Regions from separate parts of the Homo sapiens genome. Here all the other regions are linked to region 2. A link is a contact called in ENCODE Hi-C or POLR2A ChIA-PET data. All regions are on one chromosome and are shown on one strand. Each heading gives the region's core, a stretch centred on a gene start or an enhancer-like site at or near the end of the contact. The rest is flanking DNA. Distances are from core to core; before and after follow the strand shown.

Evidence for each region. Hi-C counts contacts between places; a loop is a spot of excess contacts on that map. ChIA-PET counts read pairs that join two places held with the same protein, here RNA polymerase II (POLR2A). Pooled maps may share reads with other maps.
Region 1: a map of CD4-positive, alpha-beta T cell shows a loop between it and region 2 (10-fold over the local background). The contact joins the promoter of SIVA1 here to the promoter of ATP5MJ in region 2. A Hi-C loop is called at or near these places in 1 of 168 maps with a recorded cell type or tissue (CD4-positive, alpha-beta T cell), 2 of 37 single-sample maps with no recorded cell type and 9 of 50 pooled maps. POLR2A ChIA-PET finds 5 or more read pairs at or near these places in 3 of 52 experiments (activated CD4-positive, alpha-beta T cell, activated CD8-positive, alpha-beta memory T cell and naive thymus-derived CD8-positive, alpha-beta T cell).
Region 3: a map of naive thymus-derived CD4-positive, alpha-beta T cell shows a loop between it and region 2 (13-fold over the local background). The contact joins the promoter of MARK3 here to the promoter of ATP5MJ in region 2. A Hi-C loop is called at or near these places in 1 of 168 maps with a recorded cell type or tissue (naive thymus-derived CD4-positive, alpha-beta T cell) and 7 of 50 pooled maps. POLR2A ChIA-PET finds 5 or more read pairs at or near these places in 1 of 52 experiments (activated CD4-positive, alpha-beta T cell).
Region 4: a loop to region 2 is called in a pooled map, with 9 times the contacts of the local background. The contact joins the promoter of ADSS1 here to the promoter of ATP5MJ in region 2. A Hi-C loop is called at or near these places in 4 of 50 pooled maps.

What each region holds. Positions count from the first base shown.
Region 1 is chr14:104,751,780-104,754,479 of GRCh38, forward strand. SIVA1 (SIVA1 apoptosis inducing factor) reads left to right here and starts at 1,368. Exons shown (of 4, transcript NM_006427.4): 1 at 1,368-1,540. The coding sequence starts at 1,423. The region is part of intron 2 of LOC107987209 (a long non-coding RNA gene); the gene reads right to left. RefSeq lists enhancers at 394-483, 1,187-1,688, 1,334-1,383, 1,394-1,463 and a silencer at 864-1,233.
Region 2 is chr14:103,920,279-103,922,978 of GRCh38, forward strand. ATP5MJ (ATP synthase membrane subunit j) reads right to left here and starts at 1,251. Exons shown (of 4, transcript NM_004894.3): 1 at 1,192-1,251. RefSeq lists an enhancer at 906-1,581 and silencers at 1,216-1,388, 1,275-1,444.
Region 3 is chr14:103,384,101-103,386,800 of GRCh38, forward strand. MARK3 (microtubule affinity regulating kinase 3) reads left to right here and starts at 1,315. Exons shown (of 18, transcript NM_001128918.3): 1 at 1,315-1,980. The coding sequence starts at 1,930. RefSeq lists enhancers at 140-1,131, 1,132-2,121, 2,062-2,251 and a silencer at 1,592-1,781.
Region 4 is chr14:104,722,858-104,725,557 of GRCh38, forward strand. ADSS1 (adenylosuccinate synthase 1) reads left to right here and starts at 1,372. Exons shown (of 13, transcript NM_152328.5): 1 at 1,372-1,605. The coding sequence starts at 1,414. RefSeq lists a silencer at 1,179-1,588 and an enhancer at 2,419-2,700.

The sequences.
Region 1 (2,700 bases), core at 118-2,617, 830 kb after region 2:
TTGCGGGGCCCGCCGAGCCCACGCCCACCCGGAACTCACGCTGACCCGCAAGCGCCACGTGCAGCCCGGGTTCCCGCCCGCACCTCTCCCTCCACACCTCCCTGCAAGCTGAGGGAGCCGGCTCCGGCCGCGGCCAGCCCAGAGAGGGGCTCCCACAGTGCAGCGGCGGGCTGAAGGGCCCCTCGAGCGCGGCCAGAGTGGGCGCCGAGAGCGAGCGAGGGCTGCCAGCACGCTGTCATCTCTCACAGGGCGAAGCCCACGCCACAGGACGGGTCGGTTCTGTACCCGCCGGGGCAGGGGAGAGCCGCCTCTGGTGAGCAGAACCCCGGAGAAGGGACGACGCGGGTGCACCTCGCGGCATGGGGACACCAAGTCAGACGAACCCGCTGTGCAAGAACATTTTCCACACAGCGGCGCATACCCCCGCCCGGGGGCGCTCGGCAGCCGCACGCGGCCCTCAGAGCGCAGCCCCCACACGCCTTTACTTCTGGAAGGCGGAGACCGCCACAGTGAGGAGCTAAGCCAGCTGAGGCAACACAGAAAAACCCCCGTTCCTACCCAAAACCAAAAAGCGGGGCGCGGAGGCGCGCGCCTGCGGTCCCAGCTACCGGGGAGGCCGAGAAGGGAGGATCGCCTGAGCCCGGGAGGCGCAAGCTACAGTGAGCCGAGACTGCCACTGCACTCAGTCTGGGTGACAGAGCGAGACCCTGTCTCTAAAGGGGAAAAAAGAGCTAGGAAGAAGCGGGCTGCCTCTTAACTTCGGAGAAGTAAATGAGGAACTATAACCAGTGTCTACCGTTTAGGAACCAAACAAAAGCTGACAGGAATCCCGCCACCGACCCAGCCGCCCCAGACTTTGCCCTGGCCTATCCCGCGCCGCTCCTCAAACTAGACCCGCCCCGACGTCGCCCTGGCCTATCCCACGCCGATCCTCAAACGAGGCCCGCCCCCGATGCACAAGCTCCGCCCTCGTTGCACCGTCCTGACCCTCGGCCTCGCCCCCGCCCCCTGGCTCTTCCCGCGCAGCCGAATGCCGCGACCTGGCTCCCACCCTTCGTCGCTTCGCGCCGCATAGGAACCCCGCCCCTAGTCTCTCCTCCCGCCTATCCTGAGCGGCGCGCGCACAAATCTCTCCCACGGACCCGCCCACCCTGATCCTCAACCTGGCCCCTGGCCTTTCCCGCGGCGTCGAGTCCAGTACACCGACGCACGAGTCCCACCCCCGATCTCTCCCTCGGCCTATCCCGCGCCGCTCCGCGCAGGAGTCCCGCCTCCCACTTCGCCCGCAGCCTATGACGCGCCGCGTCGCTCCCTCTCCTCAAACCCGCTCTCGCCCGCGGATGGGCGCGCAGCTGTGACGTCACGGCGTCGTTGGTAAGGGGCTGGCGGCCGGGGAGCTGCGTAGCTCCCGGCCCCGCGGCCATGCCCAAGCGGAGCTGCCCCTTCGCGGACGTGGCCCCGCTACAGCTCAAGGTCCGCGTGAGCCAGAGGGAGTTGAGCCGCGGCGTGTGCGCCGAGCGCTACTCGCAGGAGGTCTTCGGTGAGTGTCGGGCGGGCTGCCGAGGGTCCGCTGCGTCGGGGCCTGGAACGGGCCGGGCCTCAGCGTCCCCTCTGAGGCCTGAGCGGGGGGCTGGAGGGCCCTGCTTTCTGGCCCCGCGTTCCCGGAAGCTGGGAGGCCGCGGGGACACAAGCTGGCCACGCCCAGGGCTGGGGTCAGTGAGGGGGATGTGAGGACCCCAGCGTTCGCCCACCCTGTCCAACAGCCTGAAAGAAAAGGGTCCCTGCCCCTAGCCCCCGCGCCCTCTTCCACGATCCCGGTTAGTCGCCGCCCTGCAGTGAGCGGCACCCGCCTGGTGCTTTCTCAGGACTGTCCCGTGCAGGATGTCCTGGGAGAGGTTGGGGAGCGGGGCGTCCTGCATGGAGTCAACCCGAAGAGTGCCCCTCCTGTCCCAAGAGGTATTCATGGAGCGCGCGGCCCTGCCAGGCACGGCGGCTTTCTCGGGAGACCAAAGGCAGGCAAGACAGATGTGCCCCGTCTCCCGGGAGCTCCCCAGCCTAGTTGGGGAGACCAGCAGGAGGAGTCGCCACAGGTGGTCGGGGCAGGCACAGGTTTGTGCAGGCGCACCTGCAGGGATGGCACGGAAGGCTTCTTGGAAGAACAGTCTGAGCGGAATCCTGTGGGGGCGAGTAGGAGTTAGCCAGGCAGAGGAAGGGAAGGAAGAGGGCGAGGCAGAAGCCAGGCAGCAGGAGAGCGAAATAGGACTCCGTGTGGCTGCAGTGTCCAGTTCTGGGTGGGATGTGAGGGCAGTGAGCTCCCAGGCCTTCTCTGGCTTTCTCCTGTGGATTTCAGGCGTGTTGATCTTATTGATCATCACTCTGACTGGGGTGATTAATACCCTGGGGCAGGTAAAAAGTGGAGCTTACCTTGCCTAGTGATTGGGACACAAAGTCTGCACCTGTAGAGCAGTTAGAGGATGACCCGGGGTGTGTGATTTACCTGGTGCCGCTTGTGCCTTGGGAATGAGGGAAAGACTCTGCCTCCCGAGGTTCCTCTGTGCGGTGTCTCCAGTGTGCTAGGGCTGTGAAAGCGAGTGCTATTCTGGGCCATGGGGAGGTAAGGGGAATGATGCCGTGGGAACTGTGGCAGGACCGCAATCGTGTGCCCTCTCAGGACAGTTGAAAAATTCAAACACTGTGCAG
Region 2 (2,700 bases), core at 1-2,500:
CGTGCCACCACACTGGGCTAATTTTTTGTATTTTTGGTAAAGACGGGGTTTCACCGTGTTAGTCAGGATGGTCTCGATCTCTTGACCTCGTGATCCGCCCGCCTCGGCCTCCCAAAGTGCTGGGATTACAGGCGTGAGCCACCGCGCCCAGCTACATATTCCCAACACATAATAAAACGACAGCCCCTACTTTTTTTTTTTTTTTTTTTTTTAAGACGGAGTTTCACTCGGTCATCAGGCTGGAATGCAATGGCGCGATCTCGGCTCACTGCAACCTCCGCCTACCGAGTGCAAGCGATTCTCCTGCCTCAGCCTCCCGAGTAGCTGGGACTACAGGTGCCTGCCACCACACCCAGCTAATTTTTGTATTTTTAGTAGAGACGGCGTTTCACCATGTTGGTAAGGATGGTCTCGATCTCTTGACCTCGTGATCCGCCCGCCTCAGCCTCCCAAAGGGCTGGGATTACAGGCGTGAACCACCGCGCCCGGCCGGCCCCTTTCTTGAGTCCATTCTGCCCAGGCACATTTCCTAGCTGTGTGTGTCAGTTTTACAGCACCAGACCTTTTAAAAATCCATCTTATTCATAGGCCAAACGTGTGTCTACTGTATCCACTTAAGTCTGCAAAGTTTTGGCACATTACATTAAGGGCGAACTATTACCTGACACTGGAAATGGGAAATGTCTGACCCGCGAGTTCCATACAATTTCATTCAGCACCGTATGATCTCTTTTCAGCTTCCCTGTTGCCTCACCCAAGTTGTCATGTACAGCATAACGTGGAGGGCAGTGTGGCGCAAGGAAACTTGAGTTATAAAGGAGAGAAGGGACTGGATGTGGAGTCAGAGTTCTTGGCTTGGACTCTGGCTTCTCTAACTCTGCGTAGCCTCTGGGTTAGGCAGCTGAACCTCTCAAGGCCAAGGTACGCTCCCTGTCAAAACCGTGGGAGAATTCAGGTGCACTGAGCGCGTTAAGGCCAAGGAGGGAAACGCGGCGCAGGCCTAGGCGATGCTTCCCTCTGGCAACCGACCCTGGCCTACCTCCCTTCAGAGAAGGGAAAGCCGGGCAGAAAAGCAGGCGCGTGCCGGCGGAGGGGTGGAACCCCAAGATCAGCTGGGGCCAAGGCGGCTTCTCGCCCTCCCGCCCCCGCCGTCTCGCACCTCGGGAGCCAGGTCCAGGTCCCCGTACTCACCTTGGCGCAGGACAGACGGCTCAGAACGCACCACAAATCTGCAGCCAACTCGGAAAGGTCACCGAGCGCGCAGGCGCGCGCAGGGGATGCCGGGAAGGCGGAAGCAGCAGAGACGCCGCAAGGCCAGAGTGCCTCCCCAGCGGCGCCTCCGCACCACAGCGCCCCCGGCGGCCGCCTGGTGTCGCAGGCAAGAAGGGGCGGGGAGAGGGTGCGTTAGGGGTGTGCCCGCGTGTGTCACTGTGGGCTGGCTAATCCTCCACATCTTCCCACGACTGATGGGTTTCCTGGGACGCGGGACCTTCAACGCTGAAACTAGGAAAGTTCTAGACATACCGGGAGGGTTGGTTAACCTAAGAAAAGGGACCCTCTTTACTGTGACGTTAAAGACTAAGTCAAGTCTCCCATTTCAGTGGTGTGTCTTGTCCCTTTCTATTGTTAATTATTTAGCTCTGCATGTATAAAATATATATATTTGGAGACGGAGTCTCACTCTGTCGCCCACGCTGCAGTGCAGTGGCGCGATCTCGGCTCACTGCAACCTCCGCCTCCCGGGTTCAAGCGGTTCTCGTGCCTCAGCTTCCTGAATAGCTGGGATTACAGGCGCTGGTCACCAAGCCCAGCTAGTTTTTGTATTTTTAGCAAAGACGGGGTTTCACCATGTTGGCCAGGCTGGTCTTGAACTCCTGACCTCAGGTGATCCACCTGCCTCAGCCTCCCAAAGTGCTGGGATTACAGGCTTGAGCCACCGCGCCCGGCCTGCTCTGCATATTTTTATGTCTGTATTCTGTGCATATTCTTCTCAGCAGATAATATAAAACTTCCACAGGGGCTCCAGACACTGGGCTTAATAGTCTTAAAAATATATATATATATATATATTTTTTTTTTCAGAAATATTTTCCAGTAGAGAACTAGAAATCATAAAAGAAAAAAATTTAGCGAGCGGATCACCTGAGGTCAGGAGTTCAAGACCAGCCTGGCCGACATGGCGAAACCCCATCTCTACTAAAAATACAAAAATTAGCCGGGCTTGGTGGTGGGCGCCTGTAATCCCAACTGCTCAGGAAGCTGGGGCAGGAGAATCACTTGAACCCGGAGGGCAGGGGTTGCAGTGAGCCGAGATCTTTGCACTCCAGCCTGGGCGACAAGAGTGAAACGCCATCTCAAAAAAAAAAAAAAAAAAAAAAAAGCCAAATAAAAATTGGATGGAGGCTGGGCGCAGTGGCTCAGCACTTTGGGAGGCCTGTAATCTGTAATCTTAGCACTTTGGGAGGCCAAAGCAGGCAAACTGCTTGAGTTCAGGAGTTTGAGACCAGCCTGGCTAACATGGTGAAACCCCTTCTCTACTAAAAATACAAAAATTAGCTGGGTGTGGTGGTGGTGCGCACCTGTAATTCCAGGTACTTGGGAGGCTGAGGCAGGAGAATCGCTTGAACCCTGGAGGTGGAGGCTGCAGTGAGCTGAGATGGCGCCACTGTATTCCAGCTTGGGCGACAGAGCGAGACTCTG
Region 3 (2,700 bases), core at 65-2,564, 540 kb before region 2:
ACAACAACAACAACAACAACAACAACAAACATATATTTCGTGGAGCAAGAAATGTCTCAAACATAGCAAGAGAGTTGGGATGCCAACGGACCAAAGGGAAAGCAAGCATGACATAGCCCCCCACTACAAGGGCTTACCTATTATCCAAGCTTTGGGAGCTAGGTTAGAATCCCAGCTCTGTCGCTAACCAACCTGTGTACTTTAGCCAAGTCACTGTACCTGTCTAGACTTCGGATCGCATGTGTGTCTGCCCATCTCATAGGGTTACCCTGAGGCTAAATGAGGTAACAAATGTCATGAACCCACAAGGTAGACTCGACTCTCGGTAACAGTTCGTGTCACCCCCATCTCACACTACTCTCCCTCTTCGGACCCTGCACCCATGGATTCCATCCACCGCTGGCCAGGAGCTGAGTAGAGGCACCGAGCACGTGAAGAGGTGAATGGGCAAGGAAGGCTTCCAGGTCAGGTAGCATTTCCAGTGTTCCAGCCTGCAGGCATCTACCGAGCCTGGCCCGAGGCTGGCACCCAGAGATGCTTCCAGTCTTCCAGCAGCAACGCACTGACTGTAAGAAAAGCCTGCTTATAAACCCCCTACAGGCATTTGGAAGCTGGTCCCTGGGGTCCTCTACAGATTCATTTCGCCCCCAAACCCATCCCCTTTGTGCCACCCTCGTTATTGCACTCTTCCATCCGGATGGCATTTAGCTGGGTCCGGGTCTGTCACCCGTCTGACCACCAGCTCCTTGAGGGCAAGAGGCGCCTGCTGCCCTCAGGGTCCGCGCCCAGCCCGCAGCTGCTCAGATCCGGAGACGGGAAGGTTTGTTGGCGAGAACCTGACTCCCGGGTCACAGTTAAGGATGCAAGAGCCCGGCGCCTTCCCGTAGCCCCGGCCCTGTCATTAATTAATGCTGGGGCTCCATTCGGTGCAGCGCAGTCCCAGGGATGCAACCGCAACTTTTGCGCACAATAGGCTCTCGATCTGTAATCCAGCCAACCCAGGCCTGTAGTGTGTAAATGCCAACTCAGCGGGAGGGCTCTGGCTGTCGCCCAGAGCCGTTTCTCGGCTCTTTCGCGGTTGCCGGCGCGCTCGGGACAGGAGGAACCCGCAGCCCGCGGGAGTCAGCGGAGACCCGACCAGCACTATCCAGCCCTCTGCACCGCCCCCGCGGCGAGGTCTGGACCAAGTCGCCCCTAGCAACAACAGCCGGGCCGGCTTTCTCAGGCCATGCTGATTGGCGGGACTCCGGGTGGCGGCCTGTCGTCACTTCCGGCAGCCGGAGGCAGCAGAGGAAGCCGAGGGGCGGCCATCTTGGCTCCGTGAGGCTCTGAGGTGCCGGGGTGCGGCGGCGGCAGCGGCGGCCAGCAGGGCGGAGGCTGAGGCAGCAAGCTCGCTAGAGAGGGAGAAGCAGTCGGGCGCAGGCGCCTCCTCCGCAGCCCGCTCCATGGTCGGCGCCCACAGCCCGCGGCGGCCTGTCTTGCGCTCCACTTCCTTCACATCCTCCTCCGCCTCCTCGTTTTCAGGCGCCGCCGGCGGCGCTGTGTGGAGGCCCGCGAGCTGAAATTCGCGGTGCGACGGGAGGGAGTGGAGAAGGAGGTGAGGGGGCCCAGGATCGCGGGGCGCCCTGAGGCAAGGGGACGCCGGCGGGCCGAAGCGCAGCCCGCCGCCCGCAGGCTCGGCTCCGCCACTGCCGCCCTCCCGGTCTCCTCGCCTCGGCCGCCGAGGCAGGGAGAGAATGAGCCCCGGGACCCGCCGGGGGACGGCCCGGGCCAGGCCCGGGATCTAGACGGCCGTAGGGGGAAGGGAGCCGCCCTCCCCACGGCGCCTTTTCGGAACTGCCGTGGACTCGAGGACGCTGGTCGCCGGCCTCCTAGGGCTGTGCTGTTTTGTTTTGACCCTCGCATTGTGCAGAATTAAAGTGCAGTAAAATGTCCACTAGGACCCCATTGCCAACGGTGAATGAACGAGACACTGAAAACGTAAGTAACCTGGGCGTTGTAGTTGGCGGACCTTCGGGGTGGCATTCGTGCTCCTCGGGCAGTGCCTTGCAGTCGGGTGTTCCCCCCAGCCGAACGCTCTGGAAATAGAGGGCAGGCCGTAGTCACCCAGGAGGCAGCCAGGTCGGACCGTTTCCTCCAGAAGTCTGCCGTGTCCCGCTGTTCGCGGGCGGGTCTGCGAAGTACATCGATTATGCCGGCAGTCTAGTCGGTTAATAAAGCCCAGGAGTTGCAGCGTTACGGATCGGTGCTTTGAGAGGCCAGGTTGCCGCGCAATGGATTGTGCAAACGTGTGTGTCAGATCACTGCAGTGGTCAGTGCTTATTTTAGCCGAACTCTGCTTTTAACTTGGTCAGGCAGTTCTTGAGAGACTGTCACATTAATAACATATGTTACCGGTGCTGATTAAGAGTAATCGATTGGGTCAAGTGGGCGGTCTCGTTCTTTAAGATGGTCTGGAACTAAATTTAATCACAGTCACTAAGTGTCCACTGAGGGATCTTTGCGGTCCCCTTAGGAATTCCAAAACACTAGCGCGCAGCCTTTATTAAGGCAGTTTCCTTTCCATACAAATCTTTTTTGAAGGAGTTGGTTAAACATTTTGAAAAGCAGATGTATAGTGAAGCTCTGCTCTGCCACTCACTGCCTAGCTGAGGGACACCCGCTGGGGGCTTCGCTGTCCTCCTTCCTAAAAAGAGATTG
Region 4 (2,700 bases), core at 122-2,621, 800 kb after region 2:
TGAGGGAGAGGAAGTGTCGATGTGCCCAGTGGAAGAAGAGGGGACTGGGGACATGGGTGCAGGGGGCAGGAGGCCAGGCTTCAAACAGCCCCTCTCCCCCAGGCTGGGGCACGGTCAGGTGCCAAGAGAGGAGGGGTGGGGAGGCTGCAGGCAGGGGTGGGCAGTGGTGTCCTTGGCTGCACCTGAATCACTAACTCAGTGTGAGCGACCTTTGCTGTGACAGGCCCAAGCTCCACTCCTTCCTCACAGGGAGTGTCCCGTCTCCATGGACTCCCTGTCACTAGCCTTGGAGTTGCCCTGAGCCCAAGGGGCCTCGTGGCTCCAGGCTCTTTGGCAACTGAGAGCCGTCAGGGAGGGAACAAAGGACCCCGCCTCCCTGCTCTGAAGCAAGAACCTGATTCTCTTTTCCGCCCTTGGGGCCCCAGGACCCTTCTCTTGGCCACCAGGGCTGGCTTCCTCCAAGCCTCATCTACTTGGGAGGGGTGGGGCGGGATGGGTGAGACAGGACAACCAGCCGGGAACACGGGAGCCTCGCAGACCATCGCCTCCCTCTGGGGCCTAGTCCCTCCACAGGCTGGGCCGGGAAGGTCTGGTGTGGGACCTCTTGGGAACCTGGGCCCCACGGTGGCGTGCATCCCTGGGGGTTGCTCCCATGCCAGCCAGGTGACGCTGACAGGATGGGTCCCTTTACCCCAGACTTGGGTGCTGAGGGCCGGAGCTCCATGCTGGAGCCCGCCTGCTCGCTACAGCCAGGCCCGAGCCACAGCGCGCCCGGGCGGGACGCGGGGCCCCTGCCGTGGGGCAGAAGTGCGGGCAGTTGCGGGGACACAAAGTCCTCGGAGAGGACGCGCTGCGCGGCTCTTCGCGGCCGCCAGGGGGCGCGCCCGCGCCCAGGGCACTCGGGGTTCCACGGGGGGCAGGTGCGCTCCTCGAGAGTGCGGACCCTCTAGGTGGGGTGCAGGACGCAGCTCCCCTTTTGCAAACCGCACTCCTTCCCTGGAGGGAACGACCACCCCTGCAGTTGCTGGAACCCCGAAGTCCTGGGCCCGGCAAGGGCTTGGTGGGGGGTGAGGTCGCGGTGCACAAGCCCTGGTCCCCGACGGGCTAGCGAGAAACTGCCTCCGTTGGCAAATTCGTGGGGGCGGCTCCCCAGGCCATCTGCCTGCCTGGCCGTTGGTCCGTGCGGCCCCTCACCCCTAAAGTGCTCGAGACTCAACTGGGCTTCCCGGGCAGCGGCGAGGGGGCGGGGATGTGGCGGCCGGAGGTCACCGGGGCGTCACTGCGCCCGCCCTGGCCCTCCCCCGGCCCGCCCCCTGCCCCGCCCCCTGCCCCGGCCCGGCTCCATTTAATGGCGCGGACGCCGGCGGCGGCGGGCTCCTGGCCGGGCCAGCGCAGCGGAAGAGCCAAGCCAGCATGTCGGGGACCCGAGCCTCCAACGACCGGCCCCCCGGCGCAGGCGGCGTCAAGCGGGGGCGGCTGCAGCAGGAGGCGGCGGCGACCGGCTCCCGCGTGACGGTGGTGCTGGGCGCGCAGTGGGGGGACGAGGGCAAAGGCAAGGTGGTGGACCTGCTGGCCACGGACGCCGACATCATCAGCCGCTGCCAGGTGCGGGCTGGGGCGCCGGGTCCCTCCCCCACCGCCCAGCGAGCCCCCCTCCCCCGACCCAGACGGCCCCTGTCCTCCCATGCCCTGGCCGGTCACTCACCCGCTTGGATGCCTTCCTTCCGGGAGCACCTTTCCCAGGGCCACCCCACCCACGCACGCACACGCACCACTCACACAACCCCCGACCCACACACACCGCCCTCCTTCCACCCACCCCTACTCCACCACCCCGGCAGCGGGCCAGGGCACAGCTATAAATACAAGTCGCTGAGTTGGGGACACCCGATCCTTAGGGGGTGGCGCATGCCATGGGTGTGACGCTGGACCCTCCATGGGGGAACCAGAGGACCCAGCCCCAGGATGGTTTGAGGACCCCCAAGACACCCCCCTTCCTCATTTACAGTGATCACCTGGGGCCTGTCTGGGTCTGGGATAGGGCTTACCTGGCTCCCCGCAAGGTCTGCAGGTGGTGGAGGGGGTAAAAGCTGCCTGCTGGGTGGGGGTGACCCCGGTGAGTCAGCCAAGGAGAGGCAGAGGTGGAAGGGGGCCAGGCCGTCCTGGGGGGCAATTGGGGCCGCGCCTGAGGGAGGGTGCTTGGGACGATCCTAGCCAGACATGGGAGAGGGAGGGCCACAGACTTCTGGCCAGGGTGACCCCGTGGCTGGCAGTGCCACCGAGGAGGCCAGACCTGCTTTGTCCCCCAGGGCCCAGGGCTGGGCCTCTGCCAGCCGGCAGCTGCTCTCAGCGCCCCCATCTGTTCTGACTGAGCTGCACACTGGGCACTCTCTCGGGCCGCCACCCTGGGGCTACATGCCCCATGCCAGGGCAGCCAAGTCTGCTGCCCATGGGCTGACTTACAGCTCCAGGCACAAAGGGGTCAACTTTGGGATGCACGCGTCTGGGGTTTGGAGCCTGCCTGGGGCTGCTGCCAATAATGGAACAAGGGCCCCCGCACCGTCCCTTCTCCGGGTTCTGTGGCCTCCTTCCTGAGCTCCAGAGAGGAGGGCTGGGGCCCAAGACGAAGGGAGTCAGCCCAGCACCCTGTGTGGCTCAGGGCTGTCCGAGCCCCTCCTGCCGGAAGGGACTGTGGCTTCC